Regions from separate parts of the Mus musculus genome. Here regions 1 and 3 are each linked to region 2. Evidence: chromatin loops called from intact Hi-C (ENCODE). Cell type or tissue: heart. All regions are shown on one strand. Links, peaks and the distances in the headings refer to the core of each region. The heading gives the core; the rest is flanking DNA. Region 1 holds the start of Gemin8 (gem nuclear organelle associated protein 8). Region 2 holds the start of Tceanc (transcription elongation factor A (SII) N-terminal and central domain containing). Region 3 has its middle 9.9 kb from the start of Gm1720.

Region 1 (10,388 bases), core at 1,513-9,512, 340 kb before region 2:
GTATATGAGTACACTGTTGCTGTCTTCAGACACACCAGATCCCCATTACAGATGGTTGTGATCCACCATGTGATTGCTGGGAATTGAACTCAGGACCTCTGGGAAAGCAGCCAGTGCTTTTAACCACCTTACTTTGCCACCATATCCATTCCTTCACTGGCATTAAAGCCTACTCCTCCAGGATTCCAGATTATGCAGAAGACCAACTGAAAACTCCAGCCTCATGAGCCTGAGGAACTACCAGATTCTTGGATGTTTCATTCATAGCTAGCCATTGTTCAATTAGTTGGACTGTGGCCTGTAAGTTATTCCAATAAAGTCTATTTATAGAGAGAGGTGGGTAGATTCATTTCATAAATTCAGAGGCTCTAGAGAATCCCTTTCCAGGGGCTTGGATCTGATGACTGGTCCATTCTGAGAAAAAAAAAGGGGGGGGGCTGTTAGCTTAGTCCTGCCCTCTACAGCTCAGAGGAGCTGTTCAGGCTCCTGAGATTGACACTAGGTCTACTTAGGCTCCCATCCAATCTCAACCCTTCTTGCTACATGAGTGAGTTTGAAGTGGGTGGGGGGTTGCTGCTGGCATCTAGAGGATAGAGACCAAAGATGCTGCCAAGCACCTTATAGTGTGCTGACAGCCTTGACCACACATTACTACCCAACCCAATATGTCATCACGCCACCATTGAGGATCTCTGCTCTACCCAATCCTGTTTTTCCCTCTACCTTTCATAGGTATCCAAGGTCATTCTAATGTAATGTAGAACGCTTAACTCCATTCTATCAGCTTTCTAGGGAACAAAACTCCATTTGGTTTTATACGAGAGGGGGGGGAGGGTTTATACGAGAGAGAGAGAGAGAGAGAGAGAGAGAGAGAGAGAGGGAGGGAGGGAGGGAGGGAGAGGGAGGGAGAGAGAGAGAGAGAGAGAGAGAGAGAGATACTTGTGATTATTATTACATTCATGAGTAGATTTACCAGTATAAAATTGATGACAACTATAAAGACTGCTGAGATTGATTGGGGTTTTCTTAGATGTTTTTATCTTATTTATGAGACTGATCTGCTGCCTACCATGCTAAGGAGGCAGGTTTTATCTTATTTATAACTGTGTGTAAGAGAGAGGGGAGAGGAGGAAGGGGGACAGGAATGTTCCAGGAAGCAATAGTTGTGGGTCCCAGGGATTGAACTAAAATAGTCCAGCTGGCACAGCAAGTGCTTTTACCTACTGAGCCATCTCGTTAGCCTTGGTTTTGGTTTTGTGACACAAGTTCTCACTATGACAGTCAGGCTGGCCTCGAACTCTCAATCCTCATGTCTAACCTCCCTAGTACTAGATCATGGGCATGTACTACTACACCTGGAGCAAGTGAATCTTAGTATTTTCCTTTCTGTTTAAACTGCCTCTATTTTCAATGATCTTTATTTTTAATGTTGTAGTTTTTGTCTCTTCCTGCTCCTTCCTTCCTCCCTCCCTTCACACCACTCTCTCTCTCTCTTTATCTGTTGCATTAAGCACATGTTACTTTTGTAATATGGAATGGATGTTCTAATTGCCAAAAGAAGGCACTGTCAATTTGTGCAAAGCACTACAGAGAAGATTATAACTAGCATAGAAGGAAAGGTCTGCTGTGCTGTCAGAGAGTGAGCTCTGAAAGAAACAGCAGTGAGAGGAGAGGAGAGGAGAGGGGAGGGGAGGGGAGGGGAAGGGAAGGGAGGGGAGGGGAGGGGAGGGGAGGGGAAGGGAGGGGAGGGGAAGGGAGAAATAAAGACACCCTTTTTACAGAAGAGAAAACAAAAAGAAGGGACTGAAAGATCCATCAATGTATTGGAAAGATCAGAGAACCCCGACAAATTTGATGATCAGAGGAAAGGGAACAGAAAAAAGGTGAGCTCTGAAGGCAGAAATTTGGACTTTTGGTAGGTTGCTTGGCACCTCTTAACTTGACCCTGGTAAGGTACTGGTTCTCAATAACTTTCTTCATGATAGATGGGTCCTAGAGTAGGGTAGGGAAGTCCAAAGAGCCCATGAGATTAGCTATGGATCCCTATGGTCCACTAGATCATCCATGCTGGTACATCCCATGGAGTGGGGGGTGGGGGAGTGGGCATAGCCTAGGGTTTTTCCGTTCTACTTCTTCTGTAGCATAACAGCCTTAGCCTGTAGGACTTAAGACTACATTCTCTCACCTTGTCTTCAGTTCCATAGAACTCTCCTCCAACTGCTGGGATGAGCAGGGGTGAGTGAGATCTGAAAACTATGAAAAGGGAGGCATATCTGCTATAGCAGGACAGTTATAAGTGGAACCTCTCATTTCTTTGGTGGACTGACTAACATAGAAGCTATTTCCAGGATACTGTAAGTCAATGGTTCCCGGCCATCCTAGTGCTGTGACCTTTCATACAGTGCCTCCACCCACCCATAAAATTATTTCTGTTGCTACTTAATAACTGTAATTTTGCTAGTGTTATAAATTATAATGTAAATATTTTTGGAGATAAAAGTTTGCTGACGGAGTCATGAACCAAAAGTTCATAACCCCTGCTCTAAGACTCCAGAACTATACAGGCTGTGAAAATAGGAAATTCACACGAGTGTTTAAAGGAGTGGTCCACAACTAGGAGAAATTCTGAGCCACAGGGGACATCTGACAAGATTTCTGTTTTCTACAAATGAGAGGTGCTAGGAACACCAGGGATGTTTCTAAATACCCTACAATACATAGGGCAGCCTTCACAATGAAACAGTGCAGAGTCCCAAATGCAATAGTCTCGAGTGTGAAAAAGTGCTTTAAAGTTCCTCATCATAGGTGACCCTTGGAAGTTTTGCATTATCTGAAGTTTAAACCAGAACAAAAGATGCTAGATGAGGAATAGTCGAATTACAAATTCCCACCAGAGGGCGGTAGAACACAAGTAATAAAACAACCTCCCCCTAGCTTTTCCAAGTCCTCTCAATGTTTCACCCTGAGGAGTTAAAATGACCATGCTTCTTAAACAGAATTCTCACCTTTTTTTGTCAGTCATTTATTCATAAGTAAATGTATCACACAGCATCTATATATTTATATCGCTCTCTGTGGACAGAATTAATTTCCACACTAAGGATTGGAAGACAATCATGGGTTGGCTTCTCACTTCTTAGGTGCTCACTATTAACCGTCACCTATGCTTTTTATGCAACTAAATTAAGATAAACAACCACTAAAACTCAGCCAAGAAGAGAGCCACCATAATCAGAGATGGAGGTGTGGATCTGCTAGCTTCTTGACTTCATCTTCAGCTAACTTATCATTGGGCCTCTTGGCTACCTAAAAGAGAAAATTTCAAAAGTGCTTTATCCTTATGATGGATGAGTCATGACATTCAAACCACCAGTGAGCAGTATTGTGGACAAGTCCTAAGACAATACATCTCGAGTGAAGGTGGCTTTGCCCCCAGGGGACATTTGCAATATGCCTGGACGTTTCCTTTGGTGTCACATTTGAGGGATGCTACTGGCACATAGTAGGTAGAGGACAGATATGCTTCCCAATATCTTATCTTAGCAGGGCAGCCCTCAGAACACAGAACAATTCAGCCTCAAATATGATTAATGTCTCGAAACTCTATCTGGGAGGAAGAGGCATGCAAAGAGGTTTCCCTTTTATCCTCCCACTGAGCTGGGGTAGGGGGGAAGGGGCTGGGGGAAGGTGCCATGATAAGTCAACTTGGACTAAGCTCTCAGAAACAGGAAGGCAAGATGGGTAAAGTTAAAAGACAGGTAGAGGGCAAGTTTCTCATCCCATGGAGTTGCCATATTCCTCTGGGCTTCCCACACTCACAACTGTGAGAACGAAACCCACTTCTCACCACTCTGAATGGCTTATCTGGATCTGCACAAGAGGAGCCAAAGCACTAGTAATATTCTAGCTAGCAATATAACATACACACAGACTCTGTGTATGTGCATGCAGACACTTGGTATTTCCAGAACTGCTCCATTTGAAATACATTTTCTATAAGCCCATCATGTTCTGCCTTTTCTGCAAGTATGTGACCGCTTTCTCATATCACTCTCTTTTCTTTCCTGCTCTTCTTCCCACAGGCTCCAAATGACTTGCCTGCTTCCCAGAAGATAGTCACAGTCCTACAAACACACACAGCCCTTTCTCGTTTCTTGCCTAAAGTTAACTGCCTGTGTGTGTGTGTGTGTGTGTGTGTGTGTGTGTGTGTGTGTGTTGTCCCTTTCTGCAATATATTCATCATATAAATTTACTACAATATGTCAGGTATGGTAATGAATATTCTCGCACCTGGGAAATAGGAGTTCTGCACGGGCTACATGAGACTCTTTCTAAACAAACAAATGAAAAACATAATTACACTTGCATTGACTGTCTATGATCTCTACCCAACCAATTGTCAATTTTGTGAAGTAAAAAAACTGTGTTTACCAGTGTATATTCACTAAGTAAAATATTACTCTCCTTTAGAATTATAATTTATGCCACATATATAATTTCATGTTCTATTGAACAGATTAATAAATATGTACATATTATTAAAATATGTACATAAATATTAAAATATGTACATGGAATTCATTTTACTCTTCATTTAAGGTAAATTCTCCTTCCCTAAGGCAAGGATTTTTTTTTTCCTCAAACAGCTTCATGCATCCCAGGTTGACCTCAGATTCACTGTGTAGCCACAACAACCTTGCTTCCATGCCCAGAATTCTAGGATTACAGATGCGCCAATATGCCCAGATGTGAGATGTTATAAAGGAATGATCCAGCGCATCATTCATGCTGGACAAACATTCTATCAATGAAGCTACACCACTGCCAGGTTAAGATTGCTTAAAATGTGAGTTAGTTAAGGCAGGCTTGTTGATACGCGTGCCTGTAATCCCAACAGTCAAGAGACCGGTGGATCTCTGGGAATTCAAACCAGCCAGGGCAAGATGATGACCTTCGACCCAGCTGAAAGTGAGACAGTGTCAACAACAACTAGACAGTTCACGTATTTTTTTTTCAATATTAACTCTTTAAAATGTACTGTGGAATTTAGTTAAGCACATCGAAAATTCTCACATTTAAGTACCTCAAAATCACGTGTGCCTTGAAGCTACAAGACACTGCAGATACTTAGCATATAGTAGACATCTGGTATATGTTTGCTAAATATTCTTTTATACTACTTTGATTCACCAATATTACAGGAATGATAAGGTAATAATGTCCCACTACTGACATTGCCTAATTATCTTAGCCTTTGGCATTTAAATTGTTTCCTATTTTCACTTTTTGGAATAACCATGCATCTGGTCCAAATCTGGTTTTCCTAGTAATAAATTCCTGCAAAATATGGCACATTTTGCCAAATAAGCCCACTTGGCCTTCTAGTAGTTCATCTTTGGTTACTAAGGACTCTTGTGCAACTCTAGAAGGGCATGTACTGCTGACGATTATAATGACAGAAACACTAGGTACAAATTAAGGTTCATAAATGTCAAGCTGACACAGATCTGAGTGAATCTGTATTTTCAAAACAATTTCTCACCTTCCATTTTAGTTAAGAAAGTGAAAAGAAAGTAAAAGCTAAAGAAGAAATAATAATAATAATAACCGAAAGCTGAGGGTGCAATTCAGTTCTGATCCCCTAGTGCCCAATAGCTAGCTGCCGGGACCGCCCAAACAAACGAATTCGCTTCCTGTGCCGCCCTTGACTCTGTGTAGCCACTGACACGACGTTACGTCACGGATAAGGCGGGACTTCCGTCTTTCAAGCCCCGTACCGGAAGCGAGCTCCTTGTTGCCCAGGCAACCCGAGCCTCCCGCTCTCCTTGTGTCACTCCCCCACTTCTCCCGCCCCTTCCTCCTCCCCACCACCAGAGCTAGGTCCGTTGTTGCCCACCGCCCGAGATCTGCCAGCTGCGTGCCCACGAGGTGACTTCGGGGGCTGATGGGTTGCTTTTGGGGAGTAAGGGAATAGCGTGGCGGACTCCTGAAGCTTGGAGTACTGGCTTGGCGCTCATGCTGTGGCTTTAATTACCATCACCCGGCAGCACGAGGAGGTTGCCTAGACCCGTGAGAGTCCCAACCCCTGACAGACTGTTAAAACTAGTTCTAATTTATGCTCTCAAGCCCTATGTGCTTCCTAATCCTTGGGTGCCTGCTGAGAATTCTGTTCCCAGGCCCCCACCTCAGACTATTCCAGTTCAGATCTTGAGAAGTGAGGCTCAAGCATGGGAAGGTTTGGGGTTTTTGTTTGTTTTGTTTTGTTTTAACTCACAGTGTAATTCAAACGTGCTGTGGATCACAATGTTGCAGGAAGTCTGTCAGGACACGTTTCTGCAGAGATGTCTAAGCTACTGGCTCATTTACAAAAACAAAACAACAAAAACCTGAGTTTCTCCCCCGCCCCCCTTGCAACTTTTGAGTTCTGTAGGTCAGAATTCTTAGTTGATGTTATCTTAAGAACATTTGACAGTTGCTGTGGGTAGCCAGAGTTCTGAACCATTTTCCCTTTTTTTTTCTGAAATGATTGTTACAAACTCGTTGCACAAATTAGGCTCTGGACTCCACTGTTGTTGGGGTTTTTATTTGCTTGGGGGGGGTTGTTTGTTGGTTTTTGTTTTGTTGTTGTTTTTTAACTAAAAGCCAGAACATTACTCAAAATCTTAAGACTAAAAGTTACAGACACAAAGCCTCTATGAATTGTGAGATTGTGATACTGTTTGAAAGTACAATTTATGCTAGCATGATTCGTCAAGATAACAGTGTCTTTGGGATGGCAGTGGAAAGAGAAACCATGTGTATATGCTTTGGGTAAATCTAACACGTGCAAGTTCACAGTAAAGTGTATGATCCCTTCTGTTGACTGCTGGGCTGGGGGGAAAAATCAACCCAAGTTGCAGAGAGGCAGGCGTTTCCATCGTGAAACTGTTTTACAGATGGCAGAGGCTTATTGGTGTTTCTTCAAGTCCAGCGTTTAAGGAGAAGTTAAGATAAGAAGGATGGCAGGAAATTAAACATAGCTAGAGGTTAGATAAGAGTTCTCAAGCACACTATAGAACTCTCAGAATTACTTCTTTATGTTGGGAAATCCACTCATAAAGCACTTGGACAATCAGATGCAGACTGTAACATTTAAGGCCAGATGAACTGGAAATATATTAATATATTTAGACATTTGGAACTTCTTACTGATTGTTGTTTTTAGTTACTGCCCCTTAATAATTTGGGGGAGCACGGGTAGGAGAGAATATTATCAGGATATAACAGACAATCTCAACAATTCCAGTAGCCCCCAAAGGCAGGAGATTATACCTGTTATTTTCTCTGGTGGAAGAAAAATGGGACCTCTAAAAGGAATAAAGTATAGCATCTATCCCTCCAAATAAGTGCCCGGAGCAAGTACAGTATGCAGAAAAGAATTTAGCATAGAATTATCAGAAATATGTTTATAGAAAGTAATTTAAAATAATTCACTGGAAAGATAAAAGTGGTCTTAACTACCCAAATTACTCAAGATTTTTGCTGCTGTGCCAGCAATTGAGTGTGTGCTGTGTTTGGCCCTGACTTTTTTATGGTCACACTCAGATATGCTGTATGAAACACATGCCTGAAATGAGACGAACACCATCTGTTTCTTCTTTTGAACCAGATTATCACTGTCGTCATCCTCTGTTGTCCTGGTTTTTTTCAGTTCTCCCCGTTACCTGTGGTGTTTCTGAGTCAGAGTATCTTGCTCTTTCTTGGGCTTCTAGTTGATTTCTGATCGACACTAGCCACATAAAGGATTCTGCAGGATTGCAAAGTAAACCATTCACAAATCTTTATCACCCTTGCTGATAAATTAAACAGTGCCTTTCCATGAGTGGTATGTGATTTGGGCAGGGGAGGTGGCAAGAATTGTTAACTATACCCTTTCAGTCTCCTCCCACCCCGCCCCATGCCTGCCTTGGAACAGCACTTAATGCAACACCCAGGCAAGCATAAACTGGAGCCTCGGCTTGAGAAAGTGAACGGGGTTAAATAATACTTACTTGTCTCCCTCCATCTTCAGCTCTGAAGGTGGCTGTTAGAGATGGAAACACAGTCGGCTGCTATATGCTTGTAAGCAGGCCCTGTGTCCAGCTGAAGATGGAGTTTGGGGAGCTGGCAAGGTAGCCCAGTGGGTAAAGGCACTTGTCACCAAACCTGACACATGCACACAATAAACCAATGTTCTTGTTTTAAAAGTGGAGCTTGGACTCGTTCTCTGGTGGAAGTAGGCCATTTGGACTCATGCCATCTTTGATGTCTACATGACTAAGTAGGGACCATACAAAGCCATAGGAAAAAAAAATCCATGAGAGTGTCAAGCCTGATACGTTCAACCAAGTACAACAGCCAGCTAGGGGTGGTGGCATGGGGACAGCAAGAGTAGGAGGGTAGGAAACAAGAGTGTCAGAAGTCCCTGTTTTTATCATTTTTCTCATTGAGTGAACTACTGGTATTTATACAATTGACAGGCATCTCTAATGGGCTGGCATTGCATGTTCAGGAAGATTTCTTACTATCACACGTGAACTTGTGTTACTCAAGGCACCTTCATTTACTTCGTTTTAGTCCTCAGCATACTGCTTTGTAGCAGGCAGTGTGTTCTCATGGTCTTCATTGCACCCCCAGACTGTCAGTCTGGCTCAAAGCCAAATCAATGGGGCCCTCAACAGAAAAAAAAAAATTGACCCTCCAGGCTGTAGACACAAAGACTAATAATATAATAATTTCTTTTGAATATCTTCCTTTGCAAAAGTAAAAGCAAATGACCTTTCATGTATTTAATTTTCAAAATTGTATAAAGGAAGATGAAGCAGAAAGGAAATTGGTGTTATAGAATATACATTATCGTTCTGAGGAGGACTTGTGGTTCTATTTTACTTTCTGGTTGCGATGACACGTCCTACATCCTATAATTATAAGATTATAAATATTCAAGAAAAAAAGAAATGGTATACAAATATGCAATGAAAAGAATAAATATGAGATACCACTGCCTTTCAACAAAGCATTATCATAGGTGGAATTTTTTTTATCTGGGGGAAAAAATGACAGAATTTCCAACTGTTGTTCTTCGTTTATAGTTGTGCATTTAAAAATATCTCTCTCAGAGCAAGCAGTGCCACTGTAGAACAAATGTGCTTCCCCCCCCCTTTTTTCTTTTTTGCCTTAGAAAGGCCGTATGGGAAAATATATCATTCAAGACTGGGAGGCTCTGTCTTGTCTGTAGGCCTCAGCGGTGGTTAGTGAATGACCTCAATGCTGTCGTGGGTTTTTTCCTCCCTCCTTTGGTGGTTGAGGACAGACAATGAATGGTCTCTGTATTCCCCAGAGCTCAGCTGGGTGGTGACCATGATGCCATTGTGTTCCGCTGTGGAGGGCTGCCCAGTTTGCAGAGCTGCAGATCCGGCCCTCCCTGACATTGCCAATCGCTTTTCTCTCAGTTCTACCAGCCCTTCAGAAGAAAACTCAGTCCCTGAAGGCTTGTTCCAGAAAGGAGAAGGAGACTTGGGTCGGGAGAGTGAAAGATAAAATGGAACCTGCTGCCCCCACATGCTTGCTTTCCTTGACATGAAAGTACTGCTGTAATGCCTGGGAGTATTGCAGTGTGAGCTTTACCAGGGATGCTAAGTGTTCTTGTTAAATCCTTAGCCAGCTTTAGAATATTAACAGATGCATTTACAAAGGGGCAGGTTCCCTTTGAAGGAAGACTGTACTCTTTCCAGGTATATCTCCTGAAAACTGTCGTGCCTGCTTCCTCAAGGTCCTGTCTACTAATGACAAGTGAGCAGTCTGTACCAGAAACCATGGCCCCCCGTGTGCTTCAGATTGATAGTGTTTTACAGGACTTCTTGTTACTGTTTTTTAACAGATTTTTTATGTGTATAAGTGTTTTACTTGCATGTATGTAAGTGTACTACATTCATATAGTGCCGAAGGAAGCCAAAAGATGCATCAGGTCCCCTGGAGCTGGAGGCACAGAAGGTTGTGAGCCACTGTGTGGATGCTGGGAAACCATCCTCTGCAAGAGCAATCAGTGCTCCTAACCCTGAGCCATCTCTCCAGTACTTGTTGGTACTTCTAATAAAGTCTTTATATGTCTAAGAAGAGATCTAATAAATGTTCCAATTTCCTTACTTATTAGTAGAAACATTTACTCCTCGTTTGCCCCAAATATTAGGGATCACTGACCAAGATAGAGTTGATCATAATTTCTGGTTTTGTTTCTGTTAGTCTTAAGTGGAGCCTGATAATTCATGAAAGGTAGGAGAATGCTCTACTGAGGTCCAAGTGGAAAGTGAAGACTAGTCGGGATGCTCAGTATACCAGTATAGAACATACAAGGTATCATCATAGTAACA
Region 2 (10,388 bases), core at 1,590-9,589:
AGTCCTTCAGACAGTTCTCTCCACCCACGAGAATGGAGCCTGTAAGTGGATTCCATAAACAGCACCTCATGCTGGCTCTCTGCCTTGACCACTCTCAACCACAGACAAGCATAGCTCCATTTCCCAGCTGTGCCTTTGCTCCAACAGCTCCCTAAACCTGGCTTCCTGCTATCACCACAGGTGGTTCTTATCATGGCTGTGTAGTAGAATCATCCAGGGAAGTCAACAAAAACTAAATCAAGCAGTGCCAGAGCCTCATCCCAGATAGAGTGAACTGGAGCCTTTGAGGGTAGGACTTGGACATTGGTTCAGTTCTCCAGCCAACTGTGATTTAAGTCACACCCAGAAACTGACCCCTCCACCCACCTGACCAATAGGTTGCCATTAGTACCAAAAAGAGCGGCAGTCCTGCTGATGGACTAGATACACAGAACCTCTCTAACTTCAGACTTTGTTAAATAAGTCCTATTACATAAGAAACTATTAAAAATACTTTTGTATACAATTCAAATGAAAACCTCTACAACTGTGATTGTAATGCAGTAAATGTTGTGATATAAACAATTCCTGATAGTCTGTAATATATCTCTCTTAACAGTGGGAGGCAATGAATGTTTACTGAGCAAGTGTATGGTGCTATTTCTGCTCAGGTTACCTCAAGTTGCACAGTAAGCCTGGGATATGAACTTCATAAAGCAACTGAGAAAGTCTGGGAGAAACATCAAGTAACTACAGTGTTTTCATGTTTACCATATGTGATAGTTTGTATATTCTTGGATCAGGGAGTGGCACCATTTGGAGGTGTGGCCTTGTTAAAATAGGTGTGACCTGGTTGGAGTAGGTATGTCACTGTGGGTGTCGGCTTAATACTCTCACCCTAAGTCAGCCTTCCATTAGCAGCCTTTGGACGAAGACATAGAACTCTCAGCTCTGCCTTCACCATGCCTGCCTGGATACTGCCATGCTCCATGCTCCATCATGCCTTGATTATAATGGACTGAACCTCTGAACCTGTAAGCCAGCCCTAATTAAATGTTGTTTTTTATAAGACTTGCCTCAGTCATGGTGTCTGTTCATAGCAGTAAAACCCTAAGACACCGTATTTAAAAACATCTTTTTCTATATTTATCACAAAATAATAATACTTATTTTGTTCCCTTGCACATACCTGACAAGCACCTTAGTAGATATTCTCTTCTGTTACGCAATGTCCAAAATGCTTTCTCTTCTTTTAGCTTGTGAGGTTCTTGTCACTCTACAGCAACTTGCTTGTACTCACTCACTGTATCCTGGAAAGTCCTGGAAAACAAAATCCACCTCAATTCTAGTTCTTTTTTTAGTCATTCAGAACTCTTCTACCATAAAAATAGAACAATGATAACGAGAAGAGGGTGGGGGAGAGGGTAACGAATACATGCGACATGAAAGCAGAAGGGTGCATTAACTAGAGCATGGAAAGGAATCCATCAGAGGGGAAGGAAACATGGAAAGGACAGTGGGTATGGGAGATAAATTAGAATAAAGCATAATGATAGCTACAAACAAAACCTATGATGCTGAGCTGAGTAAGGATGAGCCCATGGTGAACCAGTGCCTCACACCTTTAATTGCAGCACTCGGGAGGCAGAGGTAGGTGGATCTCTGTGAATTTGAGGCCAGCCTGGTCTACAGATAGAGTTCCAGCACAGCCAGGGTTACAGAGAGAAACCTTGTCTCAAGAACCACCCCTCACAAAAAAAAACAAAACAAAACAAAAAAACCAAACCAAACAAATGAAACTCCTTAGTATTTATTCTGTATGCTAACAAAAAATTTTAAAAATCCTAGATCAAAAAACCCAATGGTGTCCATTGTGGGCTAATCAAGTAGGTCTGAGCAGTTTTTTGGATATGGATATTCAAGAAACTATAGTTCCAGCCAGGCAGTGGTAGCACACACCTTTAATCCCAGCACTCGGGAGGCAGAGTCAGGCGGATTTCTGAGTTCGAGGCCAGCCTGGTCTACAAAGTGAGCTCCAGGACAGCCAGGGATACACAGAGAAACCCTGTCTCAAAAAAAAAAAAAAAAAAGAAAGAAAGAAAGAAAGAAAGAAAGAAAAAAAAAAGAAAAGAAAACGAAACTATAGTTCCTCAAAATGAGGGAATACTAGACAAGTTGGTGATCATCCTGTGCCTCTACTTCATCATCTTCAAAATGCCTGACTCTCATGAAAGGAGTTACAGAGACAAAGTTTGGAGCTAAGACGAAAGGATGGACCATCCAGAGACTACCCCACCCGGGTATCCATCCTATAATCAACCACCAAACCCATATGCCAGCATAATTTTGCTGAAAGGACCCTGATATAGCTGTCTCCTTTGTCAGTGCCTGGCAAATACAGAAGTGAATGCTCACAGTCATCTATAAGATGGAACACAGGGCCCCCAATGGAGGAGCTAGAGAAAGTACCCAAGGAGCTGAAGGGGTCTGCAACCCTATATTTGGAACAACAATATGAACTAACCAGTGCCCCCAGAGCTCGTATCTCTAGCTGCATATGTAGCAGAAGATGGCCTAGTTGGCTAACATTGGGAAGAGAGGCCCCTTGGCATTGCAAACTTTATACAGGGGAACACCAGGGCCAAGAAGCAGGAGTGGGTGGGTAGGGGAGCAGGGTGAAGGGAGAGTATAGGGAACTTTCGGGATAGCATTTGAAATATATATAAAGAAAATATCTAATAAAAAAGAAAATTAAAAAAAGGTGACTCTGCCATCCTGGATTAATATGTGAATCAAAAGAGATAGTTTAATGAATCACTCAGTCTTTATAAGTGGCTGACAATTATGTGAATTTATAATAAAAATATTTTAAAAATTGCCAGGGGCTGGCAAACTGGCTCAGTGGGTAAAGGCTCTTGCCCTCCAAGCCTGACACCATGAGATCAGTCCCTAGAAGGTACTAGAGTAAGAGAACTGACAAGTTCTCCTCTGACTTCGACATGTGCATTCACACACCACAAATATATTAACTGTAACTTAAAAATGAATAAATCTTTCTAAGTATACTGACACATATATCCTAGCACTCTGGAGGCTAAGGCAGGATGTTTGTCAAGTCTAGACAACATGAGCTTTATAGTGAGACTTTGTCTTAAAAAAAAAAACATTAAAAAAGATTTAATATCTACATACCAGCTATTTTTCCAGGACAGGAGGCCAGCAAATACTTTCTGTAAAAGGACAGATAGGAAATACTTTAGACTTCTGGTGCAGGGACTATTTAACTCTATTACTTTTGCAGCAGAACAAACAGATAGCAAATACTGAATGGGGCTGGAGTGATGGTTAAGCAGTTGTGTACTGCTATCTTAGAGGAGCCAGGTTCAGTTTCCAGCACCTACACTGTGGGGCACTGGGCTATGCACAGACAGCCTGGTTTCCAGTTGAGGCTAGATGTTGAACCCCGGGACCCAGTGGTGGTAATTCCCACCTACATGGGATGGAAGGCGTTCCCTCGTGTCTCCTGGACCCTGGCTCCTGTCGAAGTTACTTTCCCCTCAACCCCCACAGGAGAAGCATGGCTAGTAGTCATGTAGACAATGTCCCAAGCTTCTGACCTTCAGGCTAAACTCCTCCCAGTTACCTAGCAATAGTAAAGATTACAGCAAACCATAAGAGGAGCTGTTTGGCTCCACCTCGCTCTCTTCCTCTTACTCCCCTTACTCTTCTCTCCTCTCCTCTCACTCTCTTACTCTTATTCTCTAGCCTTTCTTTTCTCTTTCCCCCTGCCTTTCTACAATAAAGCTCTAAAACCATAGACTGTCTCTGCTCATCAAGGCCCCCTACACTTACTCTCACCTGTGTGGGAACCTCTCTTCCTTCAGCCCTTACCTCTCTTCCTTCAGCCCTTGCTCCCATAACGCCGGGGCAACAGGGTGTTGTCCTGGGGGCCCTGGTTTCAGGGGCTGCCCCTTGTCCACCCCACCCCACCCCCTGTCAAGTGGGGTCAGTGGCTTAAATGCCCACCCGGGCTGAGTGGAAAGCTTCTGGCAGCCTTACGGCGTCTGCCTGCCCAGAGCATAGGAGGAACGCTGGCCGGGCTTGGGCTATCCTCCCTCCTGCCTCCTTCCCCTACATCCCCTTTAGTTCCCACCCTATACTGGGTAGTTCACAAGTGCTTATAACCCAGCTTTAGGAAAACCTGATGCCTTTGGCCTCCTGTAGGACTGGCACTCACATGCATATACCCACACATCTATATACAATTAAACCTAATAAGGCAGGCTGGAACTGGGAAGATGGCTCAGGTGGTAAACTGCTTGCTGTGCAATGAGGACCTGAGTCTTGATCCCCAGCATCTACATAAAAAGCCAGGCTTATGGTGCACACCTGTAATTCCAGCAACGGGAAGGGAGAGACAGGTCAGTCTTTGGAGTTCACTGGCCAGGCAGTCTAGCTGAACTGGTGAGCTTCAGGTTCAGTGTCAGACCCTGTCTCAAAAAAGGGAGGGGGGAGGACAGTAATTAAGGAAGACATCTAAGTTGATTAGCACAAATTATTTTTTAAAGTGTGTGTGTTGAGGGAGGGGGTCTGAAGATGAGGCTCAGTTCGTGGAGCACTTACCTAACATGCACAGGGCACTGAGTTTGCACCCTCCTCAAGCCCACCCCCCTCTATGCACACCTCATAAAGCCAGTGTGGTCAGAAAGAGGCCAGCCAGGGCTACAAGAGACTGTATTTCAAAAGAGAATGTGGGCAGTCTGTGTTTGGCCACAGGGTACTGTTTGAAAGCACCCTTTGTAGAGCAATGCTATCTCATATAAAGATTTCAAGCCACAAAGATATTTTTTAAATGTGTGATAGTATGTTAAAATTTGTTGGAATTAATTCTAGTTTTACTTAGCTAAAATATTTTTCCTTTAAAATGCAGTGGCAGAGTTCATACCCAGGGCCTTAGGCAGATTAAAGTATGTGCTCTACTACTGAGCTACACCTAAGCTTCGCCCCAATACTGTCCTTTCAAAATCTGATAAAAGGGTATTTTAATTCCTTTTTGTGTTAATTCTCAAAAACAAAAGTCTGCTGTGCTTTACACTCGAACACACTCCAATCCAGATCAGACACATTTCATGGCAGTTGTAGTTCATATATGAGTGTACATTTTACCATTTACCAGTGTGTGTATGAGTATGTATATGTGTGTGTGTGTACAATGTGTGTGCACATACAAAACCTTTTATAGTGACAGCAAGAGTCGGCCCTACCATGTGTTGCCTGAATGCATGCAGACGCCTGGGAATATGCAATTATAGGAAGGGCATACACACATCTGCACTAAAATCGTCCAAACGTGAAGAAAAAGCACAGGAAAGTTACTGTGAAATTTTCCAGAGGCTTAGGGAACAGACCAGCAGTCTTTAAATCTCTCTCAACATCCAGGAGGGGAAAAAAAGAGAAATTTTCTAGCTCCAGGCTAAACTTATCGGTCAAGCTTCAAGGCCCTGGCTCAGAAGGGAATGGACGGGCCATGGGGGGCTGGGGGGCTAGGACACGAGACGCTGGCGGGGCGTTGTTTTTAGGCAGCCACGTTAGGATCCCGGGGGAAGGGACAGGGAGAGGAACCGGCCCGCCCAGAGAGATTCCTGTGGGTGGGGTTGACTACTAAACAAAGCCTGCAGAAATCCACCCCGGGGGACGGCCCTGAGGCCGTACAGCCATGGCGGCGCGCCTTCCGGCCCGCTCCAATGACAGCACCTAAAGGGAGGAGGAAATCAACCTTCGAGCAGCCTGGGCACGGGGAGCACCAGAGCGCCCCTGCGAGCCGGGATTGCCTTCCACTGGACCCGGGAGTTAGCCCTTCCGCGGGGGCCGAGGTAACGGAAATGGCGGAACGCCGCCATCGGAGATGCTCGGTCACTGCCCTAGCGGCCGCAGCACCGCCCGCCCAGAAGCGCAGGCGCCGCCCTCCAGTGGGCGGTGCCGCCTCCTCCTGGAGGGAACTTCCGTTTCTTGGGGCCGGACGACAGAGCCTGCACCAGTCCTAAGGTTCCGGCGAGCCAACGTGGGCGTGGGATTGGACGCTAAGGTGCTTTGGACTTGGCGCCTGCGCAGAGCGGCCGCGGGCCTCGCAGAGTGGTCCCTTGAGAGAGGAGCTAAGGCCCGAAGTGAAACTAACCCGGCTGCTGCGTTTCAGTGGCAACGTTTGTTGATGCGCTTACTCTTTTTAGTTTCCGTCAAACCAGTAAAACAGATGGGACAAAAATAAAAACAGGCTGGCTGTGGTGATGGACCCCAGTAGGCAAAGGCTGAAGACTAAAGTACAGAGACCGGAGGATCCCGAGTTCGAGGACAGCCTGGGGCAAAACTAAACAGGCTGGACCCGGTACTCGCCTTCCTAAATAAATAAAAATAAACAAATGTAAAACCCTCCATAAGAACAATCAAATAAAATATAAATGGCTAACAGTGATGGTCTGTAATAATAAATGGTTGGGTTTTTTTTTTTAAATCAATATAAAAATGGCTAAACCTGGTGGCATATAATACTAGCGCTCCAGAGGCAGAGATGGGAGAAGGTCCATAAGTTTCTGACCAGCTAGGGTTACATAGTAAGACTCTCTCAACTAACAAACCAGGCAGCAAAAAGGCAAGCCATAATTACTGTCATGCCTAACAGTAATTAGTCCAACAAGCATATAACATGCATCACAAGAATGAAAGGAAGTAGTAACCATTCAGTAATTAGTTACAAGAAACCTGAGTGTATGTGTGAACATGGTCTGCCTTCAAGGATTAAAACCACAGTGATAATTGAACTAGAAAATGTGGCAGACTCCTTTGACCTCCAATGCCAAAACAATTCAGGAAAAGATTTAAGGAAGCAACCCCTCAGTGTTGTGTACTGGATCTGTTCATAGCAGGGATACAGCAGGGTGATCTGGTCATGAATGTAAGAGATTTTACCTCAGCAGAGGGAGGACAAGGAACTCACACTGATCAGGATAAGGGATGCCTGATTATTTTTCTGTTTTGAACGGTTAGTATTAGGGTATGATTACAAAGCAATCTTGGTTTGGGTTTGGTTTGGTTTAAACACAAGATTCTCACACTGTAGTCTAGCCTGGTCTACAACTATGTAGTCCAGGCTGTCCTCAAACTAGGATAATCTTCTTGCTCTCCAAGTGCTGATACTATGGGTGTGTATCACTAGGCCCAGTCTAGAAGTTTTTGGTTTTTTTTTGTTTTTTTTTTTTTTTGTTTTTTGCTATGGTTTATCACTCTGAAAGTAACACCATTTGGTGTTGAAGTTCTCGGAAATAATTGATTTACAAAACTGCAAGGTCTTGCTTGTCAACTTGACACACCTGGAAAGAAGGAGTCTCAATTGAAAAATTGTACACATCTGTGTGGCATTTTTCTCTATTTCTAATTAATGTAGGCGGGCTCAGCCCTCTGTGGGAAGGCCATATTATCCTTAGTACTTAGGCCTGGGCTGTATACAAAAGGGTAGTTGATGTGTACTTGGGAGCAAGGCAGTAAGTAGCATTCCTCCATGGTTCCTGCTTCCAGTTCCTGCCCTGAGTTCCTTCAATTATGGACTGTAGCCTGTCAGATGAAATAAATCCTTTCCTCCCTGAGTTGTATTTGACCACTGTGTTTATCCCAGCAACAGAAACCAAGCTAGGCTCTAACCCAATGGGATTTTGGCTGCAGATCTGACAGTAGGGGTGTAGGTGTAAGTGGGTGGTACAGAGTGGAGAACTGGAGCAGATGCTGAGCGAGATTGTGTAGTGAGAATGAGAAGCTCTGAGTAAATGATAAGTATCAGGACTCTGCTACAGCTGGCCTCTGAAGATGTGCGCACACAAGGCCTAGAAGAGCCCGGCTTGAATTACAAAGAATCTTTGCTTAGTACAAAAAAAAAAAAAAAAAAAAAACCCGATAATTTTTGATAGCTTACTTTTAGTAGAATTCATTTGAGCAAAGACTGATATTTGTGAATTAGGCAGTGCTGCCCAGGACCAGAGAAGAAAAACCGAGAGCATTCTCAAGGCAATATTGGTCGCATGGAAAGAAAGCACAATCACGAAGAAATGGCTTGGCTAGATGCTGCTCCAAATGGGGCTCTGGGTACACAGTCTGCTCACTTGGAATACTGTGATTGGCTAAGACTTAGCTGTTATGCTTGCCCATTGGAGTTGCACTTTCTTTACATCCAAGATTAGGCTGCAGTTCACTGTGTAGGAACTCCAAGTATACTGGCAGTCAGTAGTCTCCTATTTAATGTCATATGCCTTAGTGGTCTCTCTCTCTCTCTCTCTCTCTCTCTTTCTTTCTTTCTTTCTTTCTTTCTTTCTTTCTTTCTTCCTGGTCCTCTGTTACTTTTAGGTTCATTTTCTGAGTTACTCTGGCCACCTTCAGGAATATGCAAATACCAATATACAGCACTCAGCTGAGTGGAGAGTGCTCACTTAGGGTGCGCTAGGCCTTGAGTTCAGTCCTGACCCCCTGGGAGCATAGGGGAGCATGGTGGGGGGGGTAAATGAAGGGCTTTGAAACATCATTGTCCTTAAGCAGTCACCTAGCGGGACTAAATCCTTGGTGAGATTTGTAATGCACAATTCTTGAAATATATAATATTTTTCACAAGGGATTGAAGAGCTGGCTCAGTGTTAAGGGCACTTGTTTCTCTTTCCGAGGATCTGGGCTTTGACTCTCAGCACCCATAGGGTGGCTCACAACTGTGTGAAACTCAGGGATTGATGTCCCCTTCTACCCTCTGTTGGCCATAGGCATGTCCATGGTATACATCCATGTATACATGCAGGCAAGATACTCATATACATAAAATAAAAATAAATAAACAAAAATACGTAAAATAAATAAACAAAAAAGTCTATAAAAGCAAATAACTGTACCCGGATGAAGGTGTAGCTGAGCTCTAGACTGTTTGTGCGAGCATGAAATATGCCCTAGGTTCAATCCTCAGCGGTGCATCAATACCCCAAACCGAACAGTCCTACCAAAACTATTAAACATTTCCCGGAATGAATTAGTCTAAATAGTAAAAGCTATTTGAAAAGCTGCCTACCCTACTGTACAGAGGAGAATTAGAAAAAAAAAAAGAAAAACATTAGTCAAAATTCTGAAAAAAAAAAAAAAAACCAGATATGACCCAGACACCAGAGGGTGTGAAGGAAGAAAGAAATCTAAAAACTCTAAAACACAGTGTATCACCTAAGAGGCAAGTTAGAGTTACCCGTGTAGACCTGCCTTCGTCGCTGCACTGGGCATCTACAGCTATTTTTGTTTAGATAAGATTTAAAACCCAGTTCCTCAGTTACACTGCCTCAATGCCAAGTTATCAGCTACTGTGGAAAATGGGTACTGTAGTATATGGCACAGGTAGACAACATGTCAGTTACTGCAGCAAGCTCTGTGGAACTGTCCTGGCTCAGCACATCTGGAATGACTCCATAACTGAACTGGAAATACACACCAGGAAAACTGCTGAGAATTTTATTGGTTGGGGCAATGTTCCACTGACTGTCAATTAAAGTACTGAGTTCTATGATGAGTTAAACATAGGCTTTGGGTCTTGTCTCGGGTGCTCTTATTTGAAGATTTGTTTACTTTCCTAGTTGATGTGTCTCAGTGTTTTGCCTGACTGATCATCTGTATATCGCGTGAGTACCTGGTTGTAGTCTCCCCTCCCCCAGCCTGAAACCTGCTTGCTCAGGGGTGGAGCTTGCCGGCTCTATCGTTCTGCCACGCCCACTGCTAGAACCTGCCACTTTGCTGTTCGGAGCCGTGCACGTGGTCACCCTGCTATTGGACCCCAAGACTAATTGGCGGGAATCGGGCCCCCTTCCCCTGCTTTATAACTGCGTGCAGAACAGTAAAATTGAGCTTTGATCAGAATGCCTGTCTTAGCTGCATTTCTTTCTCTCGCCACCTAGCCCCTCTTCTCTTCCAGGTTTCCAAAATGCCTTTCCAGGCTAAAACCCAGGCTGTGATCTGCTGGCCAGACACAACACCTGGTACCCCACAAGAGAGCATCAGATAGATGCTCTAAAGCGGGAGTTACAGATGGCTGGGGATTGAAACTGGATCCCGTGCAAAAGCAGCAAGTGCTCTGAAGCAGTGAGCCACCTCTCCAGCCCTGGGCTCTTTGTTTTCAAAGGCACCTTTCAGCTGTTTCAGTACTCCGAGATCAAGTGCTCTTGGATCAATGTCATTTAGTGCAGTGCAAACTACTTTTCAATCCTAATTAGGTCTCTGAGTAGCAACATGGATTTCCTGAGCTCAGCTAGACAGCCCCTTTCCTGTAAATTCCCAAGAAACCGAAGGCAAAAATCCTTCCAAGGGCCTCTCCAGGGGCTTACTTAGGAAAAAGCTGCAGATGTTGT
Region 3 (10,388 bases), core at 734-8,733, 140 kb after region 2:
TGTGTGTAATCTAGAGTATTAATAAGGAGCATAGGCCAATGGTAGTATATAGACATAATGAGTCACTAAGAAATGGATCAAAAATGTTCTGTGTATTCCATACTATTGTGGTGATTTCTTTATTTTAAATTTATTTTTGTTATTTATTTTTTTAAATTAGGTATTGTCTTCATTTACATTTCCAATGCTACCCCAAAAGTCCCCCAAACCTTCCCCCTCCCCCTCCCACTTCTTGGCCCTGGCATTCCCCTGTACTGAGGCATATAAAGTTTGCAAGACCAATGGGCCTCTCTTTCTACTGATGGCCGACTAGGTCATCTTCTGATACATATGCAGCTAGAGACACGAGCTCCGGGAGGTACTGGTTAGTTCATATTGATGTTCCACCTATAGGGTTGCAGACCCCTTTAGCTCCTTGGGTGCTTTTTCTAGCTCCTCCATTGAGGGCCCTGTGATCCATCCAATAGCTGACTGTGAGCATCCACTTCTGTGTTTGCTAGGCCCCAGCATAGCCTCTCAAGAGACAGCTATATCAGGGTCCTTTCAGCAAAATCTTGCTAGTGTGTGCAATGGTGTCAGCGTTTGGAGGCTGATTATGCGATGGATCCCCAGGTATGGCAGTCTCTAGATGGTCCATCCTTTCGTCTCAGTTCCAAACTTTGTCTCTGTAACTCCTTCCATGGGTGTTTTGTTCCCAATTCTAAGAAGGGGCAAAATGTCCATCCGCACTTTCGTCTTCGTTCTTCTTGAATTTCATGTGTTTTGCAAATTGTATCTTGGGTATTCTAAGTTTCTGGGCTAATATTCACTTTCATAAATTCATTCTTTTTAATAGCTGAGTAGTACTCCATTGTGTAAATGTACCACATTTTCTGTATCCATTCCTCTGTTGAGGGGGCATCTGGGTTCTTTCCAGCTTCTGGCTATTATAAATAAGGCTGCTATGAACATAGTGGAGCATGTGTCCTTCTTACCGGTTGGGACATCTTCTGGATATATACCCAGGAGAGGTATTGCAGGATCCTCTGGTAGTACTGTGTCCAATTTTCTGAGGAACCGCCAGACTGATTTCGAGTGGTTGTACAAGCTTGCAATTCCACCAACAATGGAGGAGTGTTCCTCTTTCTCCACATCCTCGCCAGCATCTGCTGTTACCTGAATTTTTGATCTTAGCCATTCTGGCTGGTGTGAGGTGGAATTTCAGGGTTGTTTTCATTTGCATTTCCCTGATGATTAAGGATGCTGAACATTTTTTCAGGTGCTTCTCAGACATTTGGTTTTCCTCAGGTGAGAGTTTTTTGTTTAGCTCTGAGCCCCATTTTTTAATGGGGTTATGATTTTCTGGAGTCCACCTTCTTGAGTTCTTTATATATATTAGATATTAGTCCCATATCTGATTTAGGATAGGTAAAGATCCTTTCCCAATCTGTTGGTGTCCTTTTTGTCTTATTGATGGTGTCTTTTGCTTTACAGAAGCTTTGCAATTTTATGAGGTCCCATTTGTCGATTCTCCATCTTACAGCACAAGCCATTGCTGTTCTATTCAGGAATTTTTTCCCTGTGCCCATATCCTCAAGACTTTTCCCCACTTTCTCCTCTATAAGTTTCACTGTCTCTGGTTTTATGTGGAGTTCTTTTATCCACTTAGATTTGACCTTAGTACAAGGAGATAGGAATGGATCAATTCACATTCTTTTACATGATAACTGCCAGTTGTGCCAGCACCATTTGTTGAAAATGCTGTCTTTTTTCCACTGGATGATTTTAGCTCCCTTGTCAAAGATCAAGTGACCGTAGGTGTGTGGGTTCATTTCTGGGTCTTCAATTCTATTCCATTTGTCTACTTGTCTGTTGCTATACCAGTACCATGCAGTTTTTATCACAATTGCTCTGTAGTACAGCTTTAGGTCAGGCAGGTGATTCCACCAGAGGTTCTTTTATCCTTGAGAAGAGTTTTTGCTATCCTAGGTTTTTTGTTATTCCAGATGAATTTGCAGATTGCCCTTTCTAATTCGTTGAAGAATTGAGTTGGAATTTTGATGGGGATTGCATTGAATCTGTAGATTGCTTTTGGCAAGATAGCCATTTTTACTATATTGATCCTGCCCATCCATGAGAATGGGAGATCTTTCCATCTTCTGAGATCTTCTTTAATTTCTTTCTTCAGAGACTTGAAGTTTTTATCATATAGATCTTTCACTTCCTTAGTTAGAGTCGCACCAAGATATTTTATATTATTTGTGACTATTGAGAAGGGTGTTGTTTCCCTAATTTCTCTCTCAGCCTGTTTATTCTTTGTGTAGAGAAAGGCCATTGACTTGTTTGAGTTAATTTTATATCCAGCTACTTCACTGAAGCTGTTTATCAGGTTTAGGAGTTCTCTGGTAGAATTTTTAGGGTCATTTATATATACTATCATATCATCTGCAAAAGTAATATTTTGACTTCTTCCTTTCCAATTTGTATCCCCTTGATCTCCTTTTGTTGTCGAATTGCTCTGGCTAGGATTTCAAGTACAATGTTGAATAGGTAGGAAGAAAGTGGACAGCCTTGTCTAGTCCCTGATTTTAGTGGGATTGCTTCCAGCTTCTCACCATTTACTTTGATGTTGGCTACTGGTTTGCTGTAGATTGCTTTTATCATGTTTAGGTATGGGCCTTGAATTCCTGATCTTTCCAACACTTTTATCATGAATGGGTGTTGGATTTTGTCAAATGCTTTCTCCGCATCTAAGGAGATGATCATATGTTTTTTGTCTTTGAGTTTGCTTATATAATGGATTACGTTGATGGAGTTCCATATATTAAACCATCCCTGCATCCCTGGAATAAAACCTACTTGGTCAGGATGGATGATTGTTTTGATGTGTTCTTGGATTCGGTTAGGGAGAATTTTATTGAGTATTTTTGCATCGATATTCATAAGGGAAATTGGTCTGAAGTTCTCTATGTTTGTTGCATCTTTCTGTGGTTTAGGTATCAGAGTAATTGTGGCTTCATAGAATGAATTCTGCTTCTATTTTGTGGAATAGTTTGTGAAGAACTGAAATTAGATCTTCTTTGAAGGTCTGATAGAACTCTGCACTAAATCCATCTGGTCCTGGGCTTTTTTTTGGTTGGGAGCCTATTAATGACTGCTTCTATTTCTTTAGGGGATATAGGACTGTTTAGGTCATTAACCTGATCCTGATTTAACTTTGGTACCTGGTATGTGGTGATTTCTTAAGATCAGCTTTAGTGGAATGATTAGAAGAGGATCCTTAACTCCGCTTGCAGAGTAAAGGGGAAATGAAGAGGTGGTGATGGGCTGTAGCTTATGGATCAAGGGAGAGCATTTGGAGTGGGAGACTTGAAGAGATGGATAGACCAAAGAACATGACAGTTGGGAGGAAGCAGATAAAAATAGATAATCCTGAAAGATCCCAGAGAGGAAAGCAGTTAGGATCAGAACCGAGTCTGATCCTAGAACCATGTGTTAGAGTTTTACTTCTGGGAACAGACACCATGACCAGTGCAAGTCTTATAAAGGACAACATTCAATTGGGACTGGCTTAGAAGTTCAGAGGTGCAGTCCATTATCATCAAGGCAGGAACATGGCAGTGTCCAGACAGGCATGGTGCAAGAGCTGCTCAGCGTTCTACATCTTCATCTGAAAGCTGCTAGCAAAATACTGGCTTCTAGGCAGCTAGAACGAGGGTCTTAAATTCTACAATCTACAGTGACACACTTCTTCCAACAAGCTCATACCCACTCCAACAGAGCCACACCTTCTAATAGTGCTACTTCCTGGGCCAAACATATACAAGCCATCACAGATAAGAACCCAAGTTTGATCCTAGGAAACGGTCTATCACTTTCCAGTTTGCCATTTCATCTCACTGCAAATACAATTGGTGGAATAATCTTCAGTGGGTACAAAGTGCAATGCCAGATCATGGATCTGGATTTGGAACTTCATAGGAAGCATTTGGTAGGACAGTGGTGCAAGAGAGTTGCAATATATTAAGAAAATATTCAATGCTAGCCACGTAAATTCCACTCGGTAGAGGAATCAAGCATGGCTTGCTAGACTGCAGGAAAACAAAAGGCTCTCCATAAGCATGCAGTAGATGTGTTCTAATGATGTGGCAAGGATAGGGGCTTATTCTGGGGTACGATGAGATGTAAACATCTCCATAATACAACTATAAGGTAAGTTAGATCTAGAGTGTGGTTGGGGTAACCATACCCCAAGTTGAAGGCATTGTGCAGCTTTTTTTTTTTTAATTTTTTTTCCCAGACAGGGTTTCTCTGTATAGCCCTGGCTATCCTGGAACTCAGTCTGTAGACCAGGCTGGCCTCGAACTTAGAAATCCGCCTGCCTCTGCCTCCCAAGTGCTGGGATTAAAGACGTGCGCCACCACCGCCCACCTTGTGGGGCTTTTTAAAGATTTCCCCCAACTCTACTCTGTGAGAATACAAATGGATACCTACAGTCTGTAGTTTTTTTCTTTCATTTGCTTCTATCTTTTATTGAGACATTACTGTTGTGCTGCCAGCATCCTTTTGGAAGCACAATTAATTAGTTTGGCTTTAACAAAACAACAGGATAAATTAAGTGCCCATTTCTCATACACCTTGTATATCTTGTCTAAGGTCAGAAATTTCTCAGGCTATCGTCTTGGGGATAGTTGGATCATGATGGATTCATCAAGACCACTTTCTGTAATGAAGTCCAGGTGTTAGCATTGTTTTTAAATGCACTACTGCTTTTCGATGGATTGACTTAATGCACCCCTGATCTGGCAGCGTCAGACTAATGAATTCCTGTGAAAGCTGAAAGAATGCTTTCTAATCTTTTACTATACAAAGTAACTCACTAAGGAAAGACTCTGAAGGCCACTTGAACGTCTTCCTATGATAAATTGTTACTTTAGTACTGGTGACGCTTTCATATTGGAAAGACAGGTCCTATTATCTAGAAATGGAGTTTGATCTCAGCAAGTGACAGGCTTCTTAGCAAGCTATTCATCTTTGCTTCATCACAGACTGTTCTAGCAGGGGTGATATGAACAGGGCAGGGACAATATGTTCAATCAGGGCCTTCCAGCAAATTAGGAAACACATCTGAGGGAAGCCGCAGACCTGGTTTGTCTTTTCCAGGAGTCTTGGCATGAAAGGCATAGACTCTGCTTGATTTCTGACCTTTGCCATTTCATTCAGAATCAATTCAAACCCTTCCATTATGAGCTAGATTAATATTTACTCTGCCCTGTGATAACCACTACTTCAGGACAGTGTTAAAATGATGTATCAATGGGGTGGGATGGCTCAGTAGATAGAGCTGCTAAGCTCAATGACCTGAGTTCGATCCCGGAGCAGATATGGTGGAAAGTAAGAATTGATTCCTGGAAGGTGTCTTTGGCTTCCACAAGCCCTCCATGGCACCTGCAAGGCCACCCAAGTAAACAATATAAAAATAAAAATGTAAAATGACGTGTCAATTTATTTTAAGAAGTAGCACTTACTTATCGTTGCTTTTTTAAATCTGAGTTTCTATCATGCTACAGCTAGTGTTTACTACGCAGTCACCTAGTTCGACTTGGTGGTAGTTTCATTGGGATGGCCTTAGAAGACAGAAATGTTATATAATAAAAATGCTTACATCCTGAACCTTCTCAAGGGCTCAAAACTCCCAAATCCTGTGCAGCCCTGCTTAAAATGTTCCTCCTGCCATGGGGTGAGAGTGACATCTACTGGACCAAATGCAGACTGCTTTATTTTGGAAAGTGCTAGAAAGAACACTCACTCTTTTCTTAAAGATTAAGTTCTTTCTGCTTTTGCTATTGTTATTTATGTTAAAAAAATATGTTCTCCTTGTTTATGTGGAGCCACTAGGCAGGCTTGGGCAAGGGTGTTGGACCCTAATTTGGTTTCTCCAGAGGAGACATTTGCAAGAGAGGGCTGAAGGGAAACTCTGGAACTCTGTTGGACACAGATGAAGAATTGCAAGAGGGAAGCTCCGAACGTCTGGCCAAGTGCAAGGGGCTTCTGAGTATGAGGCCTCTTGGGACTATACGTCTGCCCTCCATGACAGCAGATTCTGGAAGTCAGGGCTTTGGAAAGAGTCAGTCTCTGAAGGGAGAGCATGGAGTGGGTGACTTAATGACATTGTAGCCTATAAATGGCCTCAGTGACACTCTTCGCTCTCAGGGGAGAGGAACTGAGAGGAAAATGACCTAGACGTCCTGGGCTATATGTTGCAGAGTTGGTGGAGTGCCTGGCTATCATGTGTGAAGCCCTGGGTGAACCCCAGTGCCACAGAAAGCAGGTGTGGTACACAGGTGTGATCCCAGCATCTGGGAAATAGAGGCCGGAGAATCCGAAGTGCAGGGTCCTCCTTATATGTATAGGGAGTTCCAGGCCAGCCTGGGGACACAACAGACTTTGTTTCAAAAAAGTGGACTACAAATTAAAGGGAGGTCTGAGCTACACCTCAAGGACCACTCAGGCACTTCTCATATTTCTTATGTTCTCATTGGTAACATCTTGGTGATTAGGCAGAATTTGATGGAAATTAGGTGAGACAGGCTACCCGAAGATCTTTTAGATATCATGTCCTAGAGGAGGGCCCTGTCTGGCCACATTCCTAGTCTCTTCTTGTCCATAATCTTCATTGGATCATCAGATTTCCATGGTCATTGAATGTGGAAAGAGAAAGCAGCAGTGTAGAAGAAGCTATCCTTGTCTTCATAGAGAGGGTGGCAGTGTTTCCTCCAACCTGGTGGTTACTCCGTGTCAGGCACAAGCTCTCAAGCTCAGTGTGAAACTCTAAGTATGTGTGCCAATTCAAGGACTTCTTCCATAGCACTGGAATGTGGGTGTGTGGTCATAGTCCTTTCAAAGTTTGACATCTCTTCCTTCATTTTGTATCTGACTCTTTATATTTAGGCTTACAACCCGGTTCCACTCTTCCTGGAAGCATGTTAATTTAAGGAATATACACTTAAATATTCTTCCCTATTCAAAGCTAAAGACACCAAAACAGCATCTTCTTCCAGACCCCTGGAGGGACACCTAAAGTTTTTAGTCATTTAATCCTATACCTTCCAGGGACAATGGGGCAGTGGAGGATTGTGGGCATATTGTCCCATAATGATATTCTCTTTCTTTAACCAAAAACAACAGTCACATGGGACCTCTTGTAGCATCATGGGTCTGACGTGTACCCTGTGAATCAAATGGAGATTGAAGGGACTCTGGCCAGCTGGTGGCAGGCATGGCTCTGGCAGCCCTTGGTCTTCTCTCTTATTCCCCCTGCCTTGCTAAAAACCATTAGATTATATTCCTAAAGCTAGTCACCAAGGCCTATTCCCTTATTTATCCACTTCTTCCTCCTGAGGCTAACTACCAAGGTCCAACTATCAAAGTATTGAAGCCCACCAATCAAAAGCCCCCTTTGGCTCATATAATTAACATGCCCAATCAAAATTAAATACCTCATCCTAATTTGGGGCTTACCATTTTACCTTTATAAATGATCATTTTCCGATGAGCCATGTTTCCTTTCTATCCAGAGGCAGTCCTTTGTTCTCTGGGACAAATATCCTTTCCCCGACTGCCTTGTTCCCTTCCCCTTCTCCCTTGTCCTTGTTTCTTATTTCCTGTCTTCTGTCCCCTTGAGGCAGACAATTCTTCTTTGTGCTGACAATTTGGTTTTGGGGTCGTGGGCCAAGGCAAATCTCTTACAGAGATTGTCCTGGGAACAGTGGCAATTTCTGTGGGCACCCGGGCAGGACAGCTTCGCTGATGCAGATAAGAAAGACCTTGTGTTACCAGAGCTGAGACAATGTTTCAGTTACTTTTGTCATCGCTGTGACCAAATGCCCAACCAGAGCAACTTAAGGGAGGACGGATTTATTTTAGGTTACAGTTTGAGGGTATAGCCCATCATGGTGGGAAAGGCATGGGGGTGAGTGGCTTTTGGCTGTGGTGGCTTAGGCATGAGACTGCTTGCTCATACCTAGATAGATCAGGAAGCAGGGAAAGGATAGCAGATAGGATCAGATGATACATCTCAAGGCCTGCAGTCCAAAGACCCACTTCCTTCAGGTAGGCTCTACCTCCCAAAGGTTCCTCACCCCCTCTCCTCGCTCAAACAGTACCATTAACTAGGGACCAAACATTTAAACACATGATCTTATGGGAGGGACATTTTGTATCTAAACCATAACAATAATCAACCAGACTACAGTTTGACCAAGACTCTATCTGACTGGGCATTATCTCTTGCCTCCCTTCTCCAAGGACATGGAGTTCCTGTCAGTATTACCAAAGGCATCTGAAATGCTTTATCTGCTTTGTCTTTCCAACCTGGTTGTAGTCATTCAATTCCTTTCCTAGCTGGGCGTGGTGGCGCACGCCTTTAATCCCAGCACTTGGGAGGCAGAGGCAGGTGGATTTCTGAGTTCGAGGCCAGCCTGGTCTACAGAGTGAGTTCCAGGACAGCCAGGGCTACACAGAGAATCCCTGTCTCGAACCTCCCCCCCCCAAAAAAAATTCCTTTCCTAATGTGATGACTAATCTTTACTGACAATTTGCTTGGGTTTAGAATTACCAGCACAACACACCTCCAGCTGAGTCTATGAGGTTGTTCCAGAAAAGCTTGCGACGTTCCTCCCTGGACTATGGGTGGTACTAGCCCATGGACTGGTGGCTCAGCTTGAACAAAACAGAGAAAGTCAACTGAGCACCAGGCTTTATCTCTCCTTCTTGAATGTAGAAATGATGTGGCCAACTGTCTCATGCTCCTGCCACCATGGTTTCTGTGCCACTGTGGACTGTATCCTCAAATGGCCCAACAAAATAAATTCCTGCCTTCTTGCTTCTTGGTCATAAGAACAAACAATAACTAATACATCCTCCTTTTACCATTATTTCCCTTCTCATTTTGGGGCTTAAGTGGTCTGGAGCTTATTTGTTCCTGACGTCAGCCTTTCTATGACCCATGACTCTGGTAACAGCTCAAAATCCTTTCCTGGATGTGGGCCCTGGGGTCAGTAGAAGCTGGAAGAAGGGCCCATTTGGAAATGAGCTACCTAGTGGAGAGGACAGAGGGGAGATCTGGTCTCTTGAGAGATACACACTTCTGATTGTCATCTTCAGCACCCCCCCTCCCATGTGTCCTTGACAGTTTCATCAACAAGTGTGCATGGTAAATGCCTGTACATTTGTGCAATGTTTATTTTGAAGAAAGATACGCTACTGCCTTTCTGTTGTCAATATTGAGGGTGCGTTTGTTTTCCTTTGCTTACAGTCAGGCATCCAGTGTGTTTTCCTGTAATATATCTTTTACTGTCAGCTTGTTCTCATGACATCTGGTGGCATCAAACATTTTGGGTGACAGAAATGACTTGCTGTGTTCTAATAGTTATGTGGCACTGTACTCAGTGGGTGTCTGGTGCCGCTCTGCTTCCACCCCTGGGACACGCAGATAAAGCTGTCTTTGTTGCATGTGTATGTGTGGGGCGTGTGGCTGTGTTCCTGTGTGTGTGTGTGTGTGTGTGTGTGTGTGTGTGTGTGAGTGTGTGTGTGCATGCCAGTGGAATTCAGAAACTGATGTTTTGTGTTTTCCTTTGTTGCTCTCCACCTTAAGTATTGAAGTAGAGCCTTGTTTTTGAACCCAGAGCTCACTTACGCAGTTGTTCTAATAGCTAGTTTGATCCAGTGTCTCTACCTCCAGTGTGCTGGATTCCGGATTCACCATGATGCCCTCCCAGCTATTGCAGGAGTTGTTGGGATTTGAACTCTGTTCCTCATGCTTGTGCAGTAACCACTTCAGTCACTGCCCAGCTCTCTGACGAGGCATTTTATAGATTTGCTTTTTGAGTTCCCACCCATCTGGTCCATCATAGCTTCCTTTTCTAAATCCGTTCCCATGCCCATGCACACCTCTGTCTTTAGCAACAATGATTAGCTTCCTGCTTCACTTTACACGTTTGGCCTGCTCTACTCATCCTGGATGGGAAGGAAGAAGAGCTGGAGACTCAGAACCGGCAGCAGGGGCCTTTAGAGTGATCAGAAATCTTCAGTCTGTGCAGGACTCTCAGAACAGTCATCTTTACTGACCTTCACTACCATGTTCATCAACTAAGAGAAAATGCTTATCTTTGTAAGGTGAACATACAGAGCTGAAATCAAACAAAATAACCAGCCATTCAGTGTTTGCTCTCTACTGGTTTTGGAGAGGCATATTTACTTATTGTTTGAGAGAGTAAACATGATTGATTCACCATGGGTCTCTCTAGTTTTGTTTTGTCAATTTAAAAACTGGAGGCATTCCTTAAAATGACTTAAAAAGTCATTTTATTTTATGTTTTGTGTTTTACTTGCATGTACACCTGTATACC

Evidence for each region. A loop is a pair of places that touch in the nucleus more often than their neighbours do. Peaks named below come from ENCODE experiments on the same cell type or tissue, not always from the same donor. Only the 100,000 strongest peaks of a DNase experiment are listed, where the experiment ranks them.
Region 1: a loop joins it to region 2, with 4 times the contacts of the local background. A loop is called at or near these places in 4 of 42 quality-filtered maps.
Region 3: it touches region 2 in a loop (3-fold over the local background); 4 of 42 quality-filtered maps call a loop at or near these places.

The regions. Positions count from the first base shown.
Region 1 is chrX:166,164,623-166,175,010 of GRCm38, forward strand. Gemin8 (gem nuclear organelle associated protein 8) reads left to right here and starts at 5,832. Exons shown (of 4, transcript NM_146238.4): 1 at 5,832-5,928. In heart, for the core only: CTCF peaks have their summits at 2,906 (motif pointing right) and 5,638; a DNase peak (open chromatin) is centred at 5,769; H3K4me3 peaks cover 1,401 bases; H3K27ac peaks cover 749 bases.
Region 2 is chrX:166,504,538-166,514,925 of GRCm38, forward strand. Tceanc (transcription elongation factor A (SII) N-terminal and central domain containing) reads right to left here and starts at 5,941. Exons shown (of 5, transcript NM_001007577.2): 1 at 5,756-5,941; 2 at 4,369-4,469; 3 at 3,172-3,209; 4 at 1,169-1,299. In heart, for the core only: a CTCF peak has its summit at 5,895; DNase peaks (open chromatin) are centred at 5,654 and 5,994; H3K4me3 peaks cover 1,474 bases; H3K27ac peaks cover 1,944 bases.
Region 3 is chrX:166,646,889-166,657,276 of GRCm38, forward strand. No RefSeq gene overlaps it. Among named protein-coding and RNA genes, the nearest start is that of Gm1720, 9.9 kb to the right of the region's middle. In heart, for the core only: a CTCF peak has its summit at 5,733 (motif pointing left); no DNase peak of the experiment used is centred there.